Linked DNA regions of Homo sapiens: region 1 is linked to region 2. A link is an interaction called in ENCODE POLR2A ChIA-PET data of the cell type or tissue named here. Cell type or tissue: GM12878. All regions are shown on one strand. Each heading gives the region's core, and the rest is flanking DNA. Links, peaks and the distances in the headings are about the cores only.

The links. Peaks named below come from ENCODE experiments on the same cell type or tissue, not always from the same donor. Only the 100,000 strongest peaks of a DNase experiment are listed, where the experiment ranks them.
Region 1: POLR2A ChIA-PET joins it to region 2 with 14 read pairs; 3 of 35 experiments call an interaction of 5 or more read pairs at or near these places.

What each region holds. Positions count from the first base shown.
Region 1 is chr5:139,322,650-139,332,005 of GRCh38, forward strand. MATR3 (matrin 3) reads left to right here. Exons shown (of 15, transcript NM_018834.6): 12 at 1-318; 13 at 2,791-3,013; 14 at 3,514-3,635; 15 at 6,696-9,028. The coding sequence ends at 6,746. Among named protein-coding and RNA genes, the nearest start is that of PAIP2, 15 kb to the right of the region's middle. RefSeq lists an enhancer at 1-628. In GM12878, for the core only: no CTCF peak of the experiment used is centred there; no DNase peak of the experiment used is centred there.
Region 2 is chr5:139,245,767-139,255,361 of GRCh38, forward strand. No RefSeq gene overlaps it. Among named protein-coding and RNA genes, the nearest start is that of SNHG4, 24 kb to the right of the region's middle. In GM12878, for the core only: a CTCF peak has its summit at 5,658 (motif pointing right); DNase peaks (open chromatin) are centred at 5,595 and 6,385; H3K27ac peaks cover 865 bases.

The DNA of each region.
Region 1 (9,356 bases), core at 1-8,000, 76 kb after region 2:
AAAACTGATGGTTCCCAGAAGACTGAGAGTTCAACCGAAGGTAAAGAACAAGAAGAGAAGTCCGGTGAAGATGGTGAGAAAGACACAAAGGATGACCAGACAGAGCAGGAACCTAATATGCTTCTTGAATCTGAAGATGAGCTACTTGTAGATGAAGAAGAAGCAGCAGCACTGCTAGAAAGTGGCAGTTCAGTGGGAGACGAGACCGATCTTGCTAATTTAGGTGATGTGGCTTCTGATGGGAAAAAGGAACCATCAGATAAAGCTGTGAAAAAAGATGGAAGTGCTTCAGCAGCAGCAAAGAAAAAGCTTAAAAAGGTAAAGAAAGATACATTGATTTGTTTTAATAGAACATTAGATCAGATCAGTATTTCAAGTTATTTACCTAAGCAGGATCAGATAGAATTATATGATTTAAATCAGAAAATAAATCAGATATGAACCAGAATATAAACATTTAAATCTAAACTCTGCAATAAATAATTAAATAAGACATTTTATTATAGTTGGCAAAAAACATCAGCTCAAAGAGGAAACTTTTCAGTAAAAATGAGGGAGAAAGACTCAAAATATATGTGCTTCTGTATTGTAGTGGTGTAGTGGTAGCATATAGGTAGGCAGCCTTATAGTGTAGCTTTGAAAAAAAAAATACAGGACGTGAGTTTGCAGTAAGTTAACTGACCCAACATAGTTAAAACTTTTGCCACTCATTCAAAAATTATTGAATAATTTTTCCTATTTGAGAAATGTTGGCCTGGTCAGATACCTTAGTATCCTTTAAAACAATTTTATTTGAACAAGTAAGTCATTTAGAAGCCATGTATAAAGTGAATATAAATATAAAAATACACACATGCTATAAAGAAGAGTAAACAAAGGACCCACATTGAGCTGACTGCCTAGCTTAAGGAGTAGGGCATTAAAATGCCTTTGAGGCAAACTTTTTATGTTAAATGGCTCATAAAATGTCGGAGTCAGGCGGGCCCAGTGGCTCACGCCTGTAATCCCAGCACTTTGGGAGGCCCAGCAGATCAGTTGAGGCCAGGAGTTCAAGACCAACATGGTGAAACCCCGTCTCTACTAAAAATATGAAAATTAGCCGGGCGTGGTGGCACATACCTGTAGCAGCTACTTGGAAGGCTGAGACAGGAGAATTGCTTGAATCTGGGAGGCAGAAGTTGCAGTTAGCCAAGATCACATCACTGTACTCCAGCCTGGGTGACAAGAGCAAGACTGTCTCAAGAAAAAAAAAAAGTAGAGCGAAATGAGATTTTTGCCATCCTATTCCATATTCCATTGGTTCCTTTTATGCAACATTCAACTCAAAACCAATATTTACCTCAGTTTTTATTTGATGGCTTGGTCAAATAACTTCATTAATTTTTCTCACTAGAGCTGATCATTATGTTTACATTTGTAAATGCTAATAATTACTGATGTTTATGGCATTTAATGCCATACGTTTTTCTAAGTTTAAATTTATTAATTTAATCCTCACAGTAACCATATGCATCTCATACTGTGATCTCCAGTCCATAAATGAGGAAAATTGAAATATGGAGAAGTTAAATAATCCCATACTGCTTATAAGACACAGAGCCAAAATTTAAACTTGGGCAGTCATTCTTCAGAGCATGATTGTTTTTTTTTTTTTTTTTTTTGGAGACGGAGTCTTGCTCTGTTGCCCAGGCTGGAGTGCGGTGGTGTGATCTCAGCTAACTGCAACCTCCACCTCCCAGGTTCAAGTTCTGCTGCCTCAGCCTCCCAAGTAGCTGGGATTACAGGTGTCCACCACCACACGAGGCTAATTCTTGTATTTTTAGTAGAAACGAGGTTTCGCCATGTTGGCCTGGCTGGTATTGAACTCCTGAGATCTCAGGGTGATCCGCCCACCTCAGCCTCCCAAAGTGCTGGAATTACAGGTGTGAGCCACCATGCCTGGCCCAGAGCTTGGTTTTTTAGCCATTACACTGTTTGAGTATTTGCTCTAAAGAGTAGGTATTTGCAGTATACTGTCTTACAAAGGATATTGCTCAACTTTTACCAAATCAAGTTTTTTACACATTGCCTAGCAGCATTGTAGTCTCAGAAAAGATAAAATATGAATATTCCTATCTCATTTAACTTCTGCTCTTTGTGTGAGGCAGACCTTCCATTTTTTAGTTTTAAAATAAGCTAAATTATTTTTCAAATTATCAGTAATTTTTTGGAAGAAAGGAAGAAGTTACTATTTTGAGCCAATGAATAAAGACAAAGACGCGGCCGGGCACGGTGGCTCACGCCTGTAATCCTAGCACTTTGGGAGGCCGAGGTGGGTGGATCACGAGGTCAGGAGATCGAGACCATCCTGGCTAACACAGTGAAACCCCGTCTCTACTAAAATTACAAAAAAAATTAGCCGGGCGTGGTGGCGTGCGCCTGTAGTCCCAGCTACTCGGGAGGCTGAGGCAGGAGAATGGCGTGAACCAGGGAGGCGGAGGTTGCAGTGAGCCGAGATCGCGCCACTGCACCCCAGCCTGGTCGACAGAGCAAGACTCCGTCTCAAAAAAAAAAAGGCAAAGACGCTATCCGTTTCCCTTCAAGTAAAGCAGACAGAAGGGATGCTGCAGGATAATTGTTGCAGAGTAAATTTGTCTTTCTTAACAGCGTCGTTTTCCAGGGAGTATGGAAGGTTTTGTCACTCTAGATGAGGTTGGTGATGAGGAAGATTCGGAACTTCAGAAACTTCGTAAATCGGGCATGGCATTTAAATCTGGTGACAAAAATGATGATGGTTTGGTTGAAATTAAGGTGGACAAGATCGAGGAACTTGATCAAGAAAACGAAGCAGCGTTGGAAAATGGAATTAAAAATGAGGAAAACACAGAACCAGGTGCTGAATCTTCTGAGAACGCTGATGATCCCAACAAAGATACAAGTGAAAACGCAGATGGTCAAAGTGATGAGAACAAGGACGACTATACAATCCCAGATGAGTATAGAATTGGACCATATCAGCCCAATGTTCCTGTTGGTGAGATTTAAGTCTTTGTTCTTCACCTTCCTCACTCTCCTCAAAACAAACTCTTAGGTTTTAAAATAAGATTTTAAAGTTGGTCTTACATAAGCTGTGATAGCATTTTAAATTTGCTTTGTTTCTATGGGGAACAATTTATAAATCTTAATTGATATATTTTCCTCTCATGCATGTCTCTGATTTTGTATTATTTTCTGTTGTTATTCCACAATGTGTTCCCTTTTTTCGTAAAATTTCTTGCAAGTTACACGCTTTTGTTTTGCTTTTCTGTGTTGTTTTTCTGTATTATATTTCTTTTTTTAAGAATACAGTTAGGTGAGACCTCAAACATCAATTAGGTAAAAGCAAAATATGGTTCGGTTTTTGTTTTTTATCTTAGGCTGTATTGGACTTCTCAAAAACATGTTGTTTCATTTAAATTATGTTGACAGGTGAAATTGTGAATACTAAATAAAATCTTCAGTTTAATTTGTAAGAATGTATGTTTGTATTTCTAGGTATAGACTATGTGATACCTAAAACAGGGTTTTACTGTAAGCTGTGTTCACTCTTTTATACAAATGAAGAAGTTGCAAAGAATACTCATTGCAGCAGCCTTCCTCATTATCAGAAATTAAAGGTAAGGTTGAATGTAAAACAGTTCTTTTGTGAAAACTTAACAAGTTATGGAAATAAGTGGGGTATATAAGTAAAATGTGTATAGTGTTCTCTCTAGACTCAGTGCAGTGCTTTCTCCTGAAGATAACTTTTTATTTACTTTTTTTTTTTTTTTTAAAGACAGTTTCTCTCTTGTTGCCCAGGTTGGATTGCAATGGTGCAATCTTGGCTCACTGCAACCTCTACCTCCTGGGTTCAAGCAATTTTCCTGCCTCAGCCTCCCAAGTAGCTGAGATTACAGGCATGCACCACCACACCCAGCTAATTTTTGTATTTTTAGTAGAAATGGGGTTTCACCATGTTGGCTAGCCTGGCTGGTCTTGAACTCCTGACCTCAGGTGATCCACCCACCTCAGCCTCCCAAAGTGCTGGGATTACAGGCATGAGCCACCGCGCCTGGCCTTTTCTTTCTTTATTGATGGGTTATCAAAACATCTGTTGAACCTCTTGTCATAGTTTACCCTTGCTACATAACAATTTAGTGTTTTCTAACCATATTATAAATTCTGTGGTAGAATTAAACTTATTCAAGTATTCTCAGATTGTTGTTGGGCTGTACTTTCTCTAATTTGAAAGATGCTGGGAGTCTGAATACTAAAAGTGGCATGACCATTCATATTAAAATAATTTTTAATATTGACATTATTATTGACACTTCAGTTATTTTTATGACCAAAAGTATATAAAGATCAAAAGCATAAATACATAAACCACAACATCACTAAAGAATAATTCCTATTGAGATATATTGAAATTTGTTTTTGTAATTATCAGCTTCTTTGGACTACCTATTGAAATAGTGACTGAAACTTAAAAGTAGTTGCTAAACAAGTCAATTATAGATACCTTGGTTTTTCACACTGCTTTATAATAAGTTAACTATAGTTACTCAGTCATTAGATATGTTCTCTGTTGACTAAATGGATGAATGTAATCTTTAATTTTGGAAATAATTCAAGTTCTTGGCTGTGTGTCACTTCTGTTTTTTTTTTTTTTTTTAAATGTAACTGCTCTTTGCCACCTATATGTCTTTTACCATCCTGTATATGAAGAAAGAATTGTGGCTATTTGCAATGGTAGCAGCAATGTAGTACAAATTATTTTATTTTATTTTTTTGAGACAGTTTTGCTCTTGTTGCCCAAGGCTGAAGTGCAATGGCGCGATTTTGGCTCACCCCAACCCCCGCCTCCCAGGTTCAAGCCATTCTCTTGCCTCAGCCTCCTGAGTATCTGGGATTACAGGCATGCGCCACCATGCCCAGCTAATTTTGTATTTTTAGTGGAAATGGGGTTTCTCCATGTTGGTCAGACTGGTCTTGAACTCCCAGCTTCAGATGATCCTCCCACCTCAGCCTCCCAAAATGCTGGGATTACAGGCCTGAGCCATAGTGCCCGCCCTGGTACAAATATTTTTATCTGCTTTGATTTTAAGCTGTTTGGGGTCAAAAACTATATGTATTGTCGAGAAGAATATGGAAATAATATAAAAGATTGCTAGGTGCTTCTTGTGGCTCCTTTTATTATTTCCTTATATTTTATTTATTTTTTTTTTATTTGAGACAGAATTTTGCTCTTGTTCCCCAAGCTGGAGTGCAATGGCACAATCTCAGCTCACTGCAACCTCTGCGTCCCGGGTTCAAGCAATTCTCCTGCCTCAGGCTCCCGAGTAGCTGGTATTACAGGCGTGTGCCACTTCGCCTGGCTAATTTTTTGTATTTTTAGTAGAAACGGGGTTTCACCATGTTAGCCAGGCTGGTCTTGAACTTCTGACCTCAGGTGATCGCCTGCCTCAGCCTCCCAAAGTGCTGGGATTACAGGCGTGAGCCATCATGCCCGGCCTATTATTTCCTTTTATTAAAAAAAAAAAAAAAACTTTGTCACCTTCATCAAGAAACTGTTAAGCATTACAGTAACTTGCTAATGGTAAATTGATACTTTCCTAACTGGATGTTTGTGGGGTGATTTTTTGTTGTTGTTGTTTTTCTTTAAAAGATATAATGGCTTTTAATTCTTACTATTTTGCATTAACTATATAAAGTTGAAATTCCAATGAGATGGAAAGAAGCTTTGGACATTTTAGGTTAGATTTTTTAATATGTCTTTTGTACTTTCATTAGTGTCTTAATGGAGCTCCCGTGTCTAGAAACTCTAGCAGTCACAGGTTTAATGGCAGGGGTCAGCAAGCTACACTCGTGGCTCAGTCATCTGTTTTTGTAAGGTTTTATTAGAACCCACAGCCATAATCATTTAAGTGTCATCTATAGTTGTTTTAGTTTATAATTGAGTGCAGGATTGAGTAGTTGTAACAAAGACTGAATGGCCCAATGAGTCTAAAATATTTACTGCTGGCCTTGCAAGAAAATGTTTGTTCAGGTGATTTAATGAGTAGTGCATTGAGGCCAGATGTGATAGCTCTTGCCTGTAATCCCAGCACTTTGGGAGGCGGGGACAGGCAGATCACCTGAGATCAGGAGTTTGAGACCAGCCTGGCCAACACGGTGAAAACCCCGTCTCTACCAAAAGTACAAAAAAATTAACTGGGCTTGGTGGCGGGTGCCTGTAATCCCAGCTGCTTGGGAGGCTGAGGCAGGAGAATCACTTGAACCTGGGAGGTGGAGGTTGCAGTTAGCCGAGATCACGACACTGCACTCCAGCCTGGGCAACAGAGCAAAACTCTCCCTCAAAAAAAAAAGAATAAAAGTGCATGTCATTTAAACCCATAGTTCTTGAATAGTGTCAGTTCAGTGTGACTGTGGTCTTTGTTTTCTCATCTCTAAAAATTAGGGTTAATTATAACATTTGAAATACCCATTTTATACCTTTTACCATTTTTTCCCCGTGCCTTATTGTAATGTCCTGAAAGTTTTTGTGTGCTAATGAGGATTAACTAATTGTTGAAAATATTGACAAAATTATAGTTTAAGTCCCTAAACTTGGATATAGGATATTTGATTTTGGAATTAATCCATTTTGCTGCATTTCTCTTAGGTGACTTAATGGCTGTAATTCTCTTTCTTTATAGAAATTTCTGAATAAATTGGCAGAAGAACGCAGACAGAAGAAGGAAACTTAAGATGTGCAAGGAGATTTAATGATTTCAAAGAAAATAATGGTTCTTTGTTTTTAATGTTAACCTTTTTTAAATACAATACTGATAGTTAGAAGAAAACTATTGTACTCTTTTGTTTTAGTGGAGAAATAATAGATGTCTGTTCATGTGTTAAGTGTTATAGCAAAAAAAATACACATATGGTTAAGTTAATGAATAGTTTTTGTTTTATCAGAATGGCAACAGACAGAAGTACTTTGTAGAGATTGACTTCCTAAGCTACTTAAGACAACTTGCACCACTAAGAAAAAAATGTAGAACCATTTGGAAAAATGAAATTTAGTAGTTCCAAGTTTCAAAGAAATGTCAACATTTTATTCCATTCAATAAAGAACAAAACCAATAGTGTTTTTATTACTTTCATCTGAAACATTCCATGTTTTAATCTGAGCCTTGCAGACTTTCATTTGGAGTTTGAACCCGTTTTGGTTGCATTTCATTTTTGGAGAACTTAATTAACGTGAGATTGGCAATTGAAATGCAGGTGCAGTTTTCTGTTAATGTCATGCTGTTGTTTAGGTAATAAGAAATATTAAGTAATTGGCTTTAGATTTTGTAATTTTTTTCCCTGAGTTCCTGCTAGATTTCGTATTCTAGTAGTCAATGTATTTTCAGTGAAATGCAAAAATATTCCCGTTATCTTTGACCAGTATTAATTTTTGAGATCTTACTGCTTGTCACTTGAATCCCGTGATTGTCATACATCTCTGGTATAAGCAACATTTGATTTTTGAAGTGTGTAGACCATCTCTTCATATTTTCAAGATGTAATTTTACATTTCTGCATTTTTAAAACAGTTTGGCCATAATCCTAGATGCACGCTTCTAATTCATGTACCTGCACATGTGACCTTTGTGAACAGAAATTTGCATGTATAATTTGTGTTTACTTGTAACTTTCTGGTTATATACTGCTTATATCTGTGGATTCAAGTTACTGAAGTGAATACCAATAAAAAGAAAACCCTAGGCCATGTTAATTGGTTATACATGTTTGGAATGTTAACCAACGTATTTGTCAGTTGTGGTTTTTATTCGCTCTTAAACTTTGTGCATGCTTTAACAATTTATTACTTTTAAATCTAGAGTGAATTCTAAAGACTGCCGCTAAAGATCTGAGTTTTAAAAATGTTGTTGCTGGTGGATTTCTTGTTCCTGTTACATAACTAAAAGTGAGGCCATTTGTGGTTTTTAAAAACCTTATGAATTAAAAATGCTACAGGTGAACAAACAGAAGCTTATGTTTAGAGATATTGATGACTTAACAGTACAATTGGAAGTAATACGGATGAGCAAGAATTAGTTCTGCAGCTTTTCAAAATAATTACGTAGAGACTCTTGGTATATTGGATTATCTGTTGTAAACAATTTTTTTTTCTTCCCTGACACAGGGTCTCACTCTGTCACCCAGACTGGAGTGCAGTGGCACAGTTCTCTGCAACCTCAGCCTTTGGGCTCAAATGACCCTCCTACCTCAGTCTCCTGAGTAGCTGGGACTACAGGCTCATGCCACTATACCTGGCTAGTTTTTGGTTTTTTTGTATAGATGGGGCTTTGCCATGTTGCCCAGGTTGATCTTGAATTCCTGGGCCCAAGTGATCTGCTCGCTTCAGCCTCCCAAAGTGCTGGGACTGTAGGCATGAGCCACCATCCCTGGCCAAGAAACAAAGTTTTAATTTCAAAAAAATCTACAAAAACAGGATAGGCATTGTCTTTCAAATGTTCAGACCCCAGTTTATTAAAGGATACTTCAAATAGTTGGCTAAATTTTATGATCTCTCCCGTTGAAAAGTAGGTGATGATTTTAATGTGACATGCACAAAAAATCCTTGCCAGTTTACTTCTGCAATTTAATTTTAGCCTTTACTAATTACCCACTTCTGTTTAATTCCAATTTTTAACAGCAGGTACATAAAGCATTATGTGCACAATGGAGTTCTTCAGTGTTTCCTTTCAGTGATGGCTTTTTCATAGCTTCAACTTTGTTGGATTTAGCAAGTTGAAGGAAAGAATGCTATGTTTTTAATACCTACATTTGAGAGCATTTAGAAATCAGAAATTATAATAAGCTGTTAGTGATAAATCTGTAACAGCCCTTCGATTACGAGAAAACCTCTTTTTAGTAGGAATGTTTCCACTCATGTTTGCTGTAAAGTTTAAGAACATTTTTCCTACGGCTATGTCAGCCCTTAGTTTAATCTTACATTATCCTACAAAAGTGAATGAAACTTCTAGAAGTACCTTGAGTTTGTTTTACAGTTCTTTTTTATTGACCGATTGCTAGTAAATTTGGGATCTGAGAGTGTCCTTTATAAGACTTTAATTGGATAGCTGTAATATTGCTTTGAGTATTCCAAAAATAAGTTCATTTGAAATGTTATTCAAGAATATGAATTTCCAACCATAGTGTGTGTGCATCAGTACCTCTAGAGATTTATTTATTTATTATTATTTATTTTTTTTTTTGAGACTGTGTCGCCCAGGCTGGAGTGCAGTGGAATGATGTTGGCTGAATTCTCCTGCCTCAGCCTCCCAGGTAGCTGGGACTACAGGTGCATAACTGCCATGCCCAGC
Region 2 (9,595 bases), core at 693-8,692:
GATTAAATACATGAATATGTAAAGTCATCTGGCACATAGTAGGTGCTCAGTAAATGAAAACTATAAAGAAGAGCCAAGGAATGCCAACAATTAAAGGAGTGAGGAAGAAAAAACAATATTTGTGGGCCAATGCTATATCCATACATTTATGCCTAACATTTGGCTGTGTTCTAAGGACATAAGGAAGACCCTGACTAAGAAGCTGGAAGGCTGAGGTATAAGGCATTTCTGGAATAAAAATCCCCATAAATAAGCTAAGGGCCAAAACAGAGTCATGGGCAGGTTGTTCAGAAGCAGAGAGAAAGGCTTTGAAAGGGGAGGAGACTTTAAGAGTCAGCCAGGTGGAAAAGGGCAGAGTAGACCCTTGTCCCCTCCCCTACTATGGGTAACCAGAAGGATATGAAACAGCCCTCTCTGGAGAAAACTGGATAGAGTTTACTCAGGACAGGCAGAGGCAGAAATCAGAAGAGAAATTGTAGGTTGATTTTTCATGGCCAGGATGGGGAATGAAGCTGGCACAGGAGGTAGAAGATAAGGCCTGCCTCCCTGGCCTTGCAATAGGTGAACTGAGCCCTAGGAATTCCTGCCCTCTCCCCTGGACTAGCTCCCCTTGGCCCCTAAGCTCTGGATCTCCCTCTGCCTCCCACCAGTCCTCTTTTGGGGAACAGAACCCGATGCTCTGTGGGCCGAGCATGATGGCTCCAGCACTCCTCCCTCTAGTGACTCATTCCCAAGACTGGGGGTGGCAGGAAGTGCCAGGGCCCCAGAGTTGCAGCCCCATCCGGATTCTGGCAGCTTAGAGACATCCTATATTCTTCCTTCCTCCCCCCACCCCCGCCACCTCCCTCACTTTCAGCTCTGACTCTTGACATTTCTACATAAGAGACACCCACCTCCCCCAATCTCTTCTTGCCTTTCTATTGCCTCCTACAGTACCTAAACTGCAGCCCCTAGGGGCTGCTGGGTTAAAGCAGCCTGATCCCAAGGGGGAATGGACACAACCCACATCTAAGGGCCCTTTCCTAGGAAAGGTGACCAGGCAAGTTCTGTACCCTCATGGCCAGATCTTTGACCGGCAAGGCACATGATCTAGAAAGCATTCTGATTGACGCTTAAAACAACAAAATGGTTTTGCTCCATGCTAAGGTCTTCACAAGTCTGTCTCATTTATTCCTTACAACAACTCTAATACAGATACCATTATCACCGGCATCTGGCAAATAAGAAAAGTGAGAGGAAATGTGAAAAGTAGAAGAGCTCGGCCGGGCGCGGTGGCTCACGCCTGTAATCCCAGCACTTTGGGAGGCCGAGATGGGCGGATCACAAGGTCAGGAGATCGAGACCATCCTGGCTAACACGGTGAAACCCCGTCTCTACTAAAAATACAAAAAAATTAGCCGGGCGCAGTGGCGGGCGCCTGTAGTCCTAGCTACTCAGGAGGCTGAGGCAGGAGAATGGCGTGAACCCGGGAGGCGGAGCTTGCAGTGAGCCGAGATCTCGCCACTGCACTCCAGCCTGGGTGACAGAGCGAGACTCCGTCTCAAAAAAAAAAAAAAGAGAAAAGTAGCAGAACTGGGGCTTAAACCCAGGACTCACATCCTGGGCCTTTAACTGCCAGGCTCCTCTTCCTGTCTTGGGAACAGAGGGCAGTGTAGGCCTCTTTGAGCACAGCCCCCTGAGTAATCTAGGGCAGCACATGCAATCTTGAGGCCCTTGGCACAGCTGCTCTGGGGTCTGGCTTCAACTCTAGCCTCCCTTCTAGTTCTCCGTCCCTTTCTATACCTGCCCCACTCTCCGGGGTGGAAATGTGGAGGGCTACTCAGAGGATTCTCAGCCCCATCAACAGCTTATCTTCCTATTCAACTATTAGGACAAACAGACATCAATGTGATTCCAGGGTTCCCAGGGACTACCTAGAAAGAGGGAAATCAGATAGTAATGCTTATAGGTGCAGGCAGGCAAAAGGAGGCTATAGATACCCAAGCATGGGGTTAGCTGAGGCTTGCAGGCAGAGCAGACATCTGTCAAATCAAAGAGGCATAGAGACAGCCCACATGACAATAGAAATAATGATACCCTTGAATTATGTAGCACTTTATAATTTCTCAAGCACTTTGCAAACATTTGATCCTCCAGATGACCTCCTAGGGCCCAAGGAAGCAGAAAGCATCTTTTATAAGCTGTCACCACCTGTCAAGTTGTCCCCCAAGATGGGGAAAGGCAGGAGCCAGGCAAGGCAGTGAGTGAGTTAACCAAACCCAAGCCACAGTGAGTAATTGATAGTTTTTATGGAGACTTTATCCTCAGACTCCTTAGATATCATATTTCTGTTAGATTATATTTACATAACAGTGCAGGGTGAGAGACCCTGATAAATCTTCTCAGAGGCATGGGGATGAATACTGTGGAAATGTACTTTTGTTGATAGCGATTTGTTTTACTACACTACTGCCCTTCAATCTAGGGAGGAAAGAGCAAGGCTATTGCTTTATGGAGGGAGGGAAGGAGGGAAAGGAGAAGGGGAGGTATATAAAGATCAGAGATCTGGAACAAGAGGAATGAATGAGAGGGGAAGAGACAGGGCTCCGAAAGGGAAAGCTTTAGGCAAGGGGGGCAGAAGGAAAGGACAGGAAAAAGGAAAGCTGGGCCAGATGCGGTGGCTCACGCCTGTAATCCCAGCACTTTGGGAGGCTGAGGCAAGCAGATCACCTGAGGTTGGGAGTTCGAGACCAGCCTGATCAACATGGTGAAAACCCATCTCTACTAAAAATACAAAATTAGCCGGGTGTGGTGGTGCATGCCTGTAATCCCAGCTACTTGGGAGGCTGAGGCAGGAGAATCACTTGAACCTGGGAGGTGGAGGTTGCGGTGAGCCGAGATCGCGCCATTGTACTCTAGCCTGGGCAACAAGAGCAAGACTCCGTCTCAAAGGAAAAAAAAAAAGAAAAAGAAAAAGAAAGAAGAAAGGAAAACTCAGTAGCCAAGGGTGAAAGAAATGGATGATTCTGCAGGAAATGTGGCTTGCTGCTGGGGAATAGCCCTTGGCTGCAAGAATGAGCAAGATTCAGATGTCTTTTTGGCGGGTGCCAAGCTCTTCTTGTCTTTGTAGTTGGTCAAGAGAGATTGGGAGAATAAGGAGAGTCACAGGGCACAGGGGTCCTTTTAAGCCCACTTTTGAGGTGGGATCAAAAGCCTCTCTGGATCTCTTCCAGCCACATCCCACCATTCTCCATCAACCTTTATCCAGAGAGCACATGGGCTCTAGAGCCATCAGGACTGAGCTCTACCAATCCCTGGGTCTGGATCCTTCTCATCCAGAGGTTTAGGTTCTGCCACTAACTTAGCTGGATGGTTTTAATCCTCAAAACTCTCAGCCTTGGTTCTTGGTTTCTCGCTTTTTTTCTTTTCTTTTTTTTTTTTTTTTTTGAGACAGGGTCTAGCTCTGTTGTCCAGGCTGGAGTGCAGTGGCACAATCCTGGCTCACTGCAACCTTCTGCCTCTCAGGCTCAAACCATCCTCCTACCTTAGCCTCCTGAGTAGCTGGAAATACAGGTGTGTGCCACCATGCCCGGCTAATTTTTTGTATTTTTTGTAGAGATGGGGGTTCCACCATGTTGCTCAGGCTGGTCTTGAACTCCTCAGCTCAAGAGAGCTGCCCACTTTGGCCTCTCAAACTGTTGGGATTACATGTGTGAGCCACTGTGCCCAGTGGGCCTTGGTTTCTCTATTGGTGAACTGAGAATTTGTGGTCGGGTGTGGTGGCTCATGCCTGTAATCCCAGCACTTTGGGAGGCGGAGGTGGGTGGATCACTTGAGGTCAGGAGTTTGAGACCAGCCTGGCCAACATGGTGAAATGCCATCTCTACTAAAAAACAAACAAACAAACAAACAAAAATTAGCGAGGCATGTTGGTGCATGCCTGTAATCCCAGCTACTTTGGAGGCTGAGGTAGGATAATTGCTTGAACCCAGGAGGCAGAGGTTGCAGTGAGCCAAGGTTGTGCTACTGTACTGCAGCCTGGGCGACAGAGCAAGACTGCATTTCAAAAAATAAAAATAAAAAAAGGCGAGGGGGTGGAATTTGCTTACTTATCCAACAAATATTTACTGATTATATGCCAGAAATTGTGCTGTGGGGTTGTCTTTTCAACAGAAAACAATATACACAATAGTCCTTTCCTTCAAAGAGCACACAGTCCAACAATGGTAACAAAACACCCTCTAAGAAATGGACCCTGCCTGCACTAGGATAATAATGATGAGAGTCGCTGTCTGCCAGGCACTGTGCTCAGCGCTTACATCCATTAAGTCCTACAATCCTCACGGTGACCTGGTGAGGAAGGTCCTGTTAACTGCTGTCGTTGCCCAGGTGAGAACACCTTAGTTGGGAGGCAGCCTCCTGGACACATCCCATCGTTTTACTGTTTCATTTTCTTCATTGTATGTGCTGCTGTCTAAAATGGGTTTATTAACTCACTTACCTGTTTATTGCCTGCTCACAATTATATCCCCAGCACCAGGCCGGGCGCAGTGGCTCACACCTGTAATCCCAGCACTTTGAGAGGTCATGGCAGGTGGATCACTTGAGGTCAGGAGTTGGAGACCAGCCTGGTCAACCTAGCGGAAACCTCGTCTCTACTAAAAATACAAAAATTAGCCAGGGATGGTGGCACATGCCTGTAATCCCAGCTACTTGGGAGGCTAAGGCATGAGAATGGCTTGAACCCGGGAGGCGGAGGTTGCAGTGAGCTGAGATTGCACCACTGCACTCCAGCCTGGGCAACAGAGTGAGACCCTGTCTCAAAAAAAAAAAAAAATTATAACCCCAGCACCTTGAACAGTCTCTGACCCAAAGTCAGTTCTTTTTTTTTTTTTTTTTTTTTTTTTTTTTTTTTTTTTTTTGAGACGGAGTCTCGCTCTGTCACCCAGGCCGGACTGCGGACTGCAGTGACGCAATCTCGGCTCACTGCAAGCTCCGCTTCCCGGGTTCACGCCATTCTCCTGCCTCAGCCTCCCGAGTAGCTGGGACTACAGGCGCCCGCCACCGCGCCCGGCTAATTTTTTTTTTTTGTATTTTTAGTAGAGACGGGGTTTCACCTTGTTAGCCAGGATGGTCTCGATCTCCTGACCTCATGATTCACCCGCCTCGGCCTCCCAAAGTGCTGGGATTACAGGCGTGAGCCACCGCGCCCGGCACCAAAGTCAGTTCTTAATAAATATCTGTTTAAGGAATGAAGGAATGGAAGGACGAGAAGCTCATGGGGAGCCATCGCCGCCCTGCCTCTCCCGCGGGGTGCCAGTGAGAGTGAACTGAGTGCAGATGCTGAAGCTGCTATATCGCTCTCTAGAAACAGAGGGGACAATGATCAGCTGGCATTTATTTCAGAGAAATGCATTTTCTCCTTATTACTTTTCAGCTGTTTTCTTTTTTTTTTTAAATAACTTTCCTCAGACATTCTGCCCCTTCCTGCCCCGATTCATTCTGCATCCTCTAATAGTGTTATCCTCAGTTTTTCTAGCTCTCTGTTGTCCTTTTGGCTTTCCTGCTTCTTTGTTTCTCTTTCCCATGCCTCTCTGGAGGGAAGCTCACCCAGCTGAATTGTAACTGGTGATTTCCAAGGCCAAGAGGAAGTTCATTTTCACGCCAAAGTCTTCTGCCGGCAGAGGGCACTTTTCTCCATCTGTAAAATGGGCGGAGTATTTTGCAGGGTTTTTTGAATCAGTGCTGGTGAGTCTGTGGGAGAGGGGCCTCAGGACCACAGCACTCACATTTCCCCTGTAGCCAGAGGCTTGCCAAAGCCTTGGCCACAGGAGCCCCATACCCCAACAGAACAATTTCCTCTCCCTCTGTAGGTGCTATTTAGTGTTACAGTAATACTAGTTTGAGGATAAAAGGCCTCAGCATTTTGAGAACTCCTCAATCCACTGCATGGCAGGGTCTGCTGGGGGTATAACCAGCAAGACCATGAGTTAAGTGCAGGAGGGGCTTGTCACATAGGACCAGCAGTGTGTCGGGGTAGATGGAAATGTAGGTCTTGAAATTCAGACAGCTCTGAGTTTGACCTGGCTCAGCCACCTCCTCCGAGCCTCACAGAAGGATGGTTGCTGTTAAAGTGGGCACAGAAACACCTCTGGGCTTTTGAGAATGCTGTACTTTCTGCCTAACAGTCCCTTTCTCTCTTCTCTGTTTAGCTAACACTAAGTCTCCTCTTTGGTACTTTGCCCAAATCAGGCATTCCTCCCAGCACCCTCAGAATCCCTATGCTGAACCAGCTGTAGAACTTAGCCCGTCATGTTGGAATTATTTCTTGCAGGAATGTCCAACCCACCCAACTCAGCACCTCAAAGTCAAGAAATGAGTTTTCTCTTCCTTATAAGCCCTGAGCCAAGCCACATACTGAGCATAAAAGAATAATGTTCAAACCCAGAGATTTTCATTTCCTCCTCTTGAAACGCTGCTCCTTGCTCTATTGTACTAAGCACCCACTATGCATCAGGCACCCTAAATGTGTTGTCTTATTTAATCTTCATAATGGCCCTTTAGTTAGAGATTAAATTAGATAATAACCATTATCTCTCACCTGGACTATGGAAAGAGCCTCCTGCTGAAGGAACACTGCGTTTTTCCTCATCTGACATGCAGCTTCCACTCTTGCCACCTATAGTCTATTCATACAGCAACCAGAGTGATCCTTTTATTTTTTATTTTTTATTTTTTTTGAGACGGAGTCTTGCTCCATCACCCAGGGTGGGGTGCAGTGGCACGATCTTGGCTCACTGCAACCTCCACCTCCCGGGTTCAAGCAATTCTCATGCCTCAGACTCTCAAGTAGCTGGGATTACAGGTGTCCGCCACGAGGCCTGGCTAATTTTTCTGTATTTTTAGTAGAGACAGGGTTCTACCATGTTGGCCAGGCTGGAGACCTCAGGTGATCCGCCTGCCTCAGCCTTTCAAAGTGCTGGGATTACAGGCGTGAGTCACCAGGCCCGGCCAAGTGATCTTTTTAAAATCATGTCTTGACTGGGTGCGGTGGCTCACGCCTGTAATCCCAGCACGTTGGGAAGCCAAGGCGGGTGGATCACTTGAGGTCAGGAGTTTGAGACCAGCCTGGCCAACATGGTGAAACTCCGTCTCTACTAAAAATACAAAAAATTAGCCGGGTATGGTGGCTTGTGCCTGTAATCCCAGCTACTTGGGAGGCTGAGGCAGGAGAATCGCTTGGACCCAGGAGGTGGAGGTTGCAGTGAGCTGAGATTGCACCACTGCACTCCAGTCTGGGTGACAGAGTGAGGCCCCCATCTCAAAATAAATAAATAAATAAATAAATAAATAAAATAAAATCAGTTCTCTCCTCTGCTCAAAGCCCTTCAATGGCTCCCCATTTCACCCTACGTAAAATCCAAATTCCTTACCATGTCCTACAAAGCCCCACATTAACTTCCTTACTCTCAATCCACAAACTTTGACCTCATGCCCTAACACTCTTCCCCCTTGCTGTCTCTGGCAAGCCACATGGGATTTCTGACTATTCCTCAAACATTGCTACTCACACTCCTGCCTCAGGTCCTTTGCACTGGCTGTCCCCTGTGTCTACAAAGCTTTACCCATGATACCCCCACAGTTTGCTCCTTTCCTTATTTCAAGTCTTTGTTCAAATGTCACTTCGTTAGGGAGGTCTTCCTTGACCCTTTCGTGGTGTTTTTAAAATATGCCCACAAAGGCCAAGAGTGGTGGCTTATGCCTGTAATCCCAGCACTTTGGGAGGCCAAGGTGGGCAGATCACTTCAGCCCAGGAGTTCGAGACCAGCCTGGGCAACATAGCAAAACCCCATCTCTACAAAATATATATATAAAAATTAGCCAGGCATGGTGGCGTATGTCTGTAGTCCCAACTACTCGGGAGGCTGAGATGGGAGAATCACTTGAGCCCAGGAGGTTGAGGCTGCAGTGAACTGTGTTCATGCCACTGTACTCCAGCCTAGGTGACCCCCCAAAATAAATAAATAAATAAAGCCTACAGTGTGACCCTCAAAAATAAGCACATAAAATATGCCCACAAATTCTTTGATATTCCTTCCTTCAAGAGCTAGAACTAACTCCACTCCCCTTAACTGTTATATGTACTTACTGACGCCTTTCTAAAGAATGGAATGGAAGTAATGGTGTGTGACTTCTAAGACAAAGTAATAAAAGGCATTATGCCTACCCCAGTCTGCTCATGAGAAAGCATCAGACAAACCCAAATTGAGGGATGTTCTACAAAAGATCTGATCAGTACTCTTCAAAATTGTGAAGGTCACAAAAAAGATGAACTGAGAAACTGTCACAGATTGAAGGAGACTACAGAAACATGATGACTAAATTCAACATAATATCCTAGATGGGATCTTAGAACAGAAAAAGAACATTAATTGAAAAACTGGTGAAATCTGAAAAAAGTTTCGTTAACAGTAATGTACCAATTTTTTTTTTTTTTTTTTTTTTTGAGGCAGGGTCTCGCTCTGTTACCCGGGCCGGAGTGCAGTGTAGCAATTTCTGCTCACTGCAGCCTCTGCTGCCCAGGTTCAAGTGATTCTCCTGCCTCAGCCTCCCGAGTAGCTGGGATTACAGGCATGCGCCACCACATCTAGCTAATTCTTATATTTTTAGTAGAGACGGGGTTTCACCATGTTGGCCAAGATGGTCTCAATCTCCTGACCTCGTGATCCGCCAGCCTCGGCCTCCCAAAGTACTGGGATTACAGGCGTGAGCTACCACGCCCGGCCCCCAGTGTTAATTTATTAGTTTTGGCAAATGTACTATGGTTATGTAAGATATTAACATTAGAGGAAAGCTGGGTGAAATGTACATGGGACTATAGAAACTCAGTATACTATCTTTGCAACTTGTCTGTGAATCTGAATTTATTCCAAAATGAAAAGTTAAAGAAAATGCATTGTGGCTTCCTCCTTGCCCTCCTTCTTGGAGAACATGCTGCCATGTCATAAGTACACTCAAACAGTCCTGTGGGGAGGTCCACATGGTGAGCAACTGAGGCCTCCAGCCACAGCCATATGAATGAGCTGTCTTGGGAGCAGATCCCTCCAGCTCTAGTTAAGCCTTCAGATAATTGTGATCCTAGCTGACATCTTTTTTTTTTTTTTTTTTTTTGAGACAGAGTCTTCCTCTGTCACCAGGCTGGAGTGCAGTGGCATGATCTTGGCTTACTGTAACCTCCACCTCCTGGGTTCAAGCCATTTTCCTGGCTCAGCCTCCCGAGTAGCTGGGATTACAGGCACCCACCGCCACACCCAGCTAATTTTTGTATTTTTAATAGAGATGGGGTTATCACCATGTTGGTCAGGATGGTCTCGATCTCCTGACCTCATGATCCGCCCGCCTCGGCCTCCCAAAGTGCTGGGATTACAGGCGTGAGCCACCGCGCCCGGCGTCTTTTTTTTTTTTTAGACAGAGTTTTGCTCTTGTTGCCTAGGCTGGAGTGCAATGGCGCGATCTTGGCTCACTGCAACCTCTGCCTCCCGGGTTCAAGCAATTCCGCGTCAGCCTCCCATGTAGCTGGGATTACAGGTGCCCACCACCACACCCGGCTAATTTT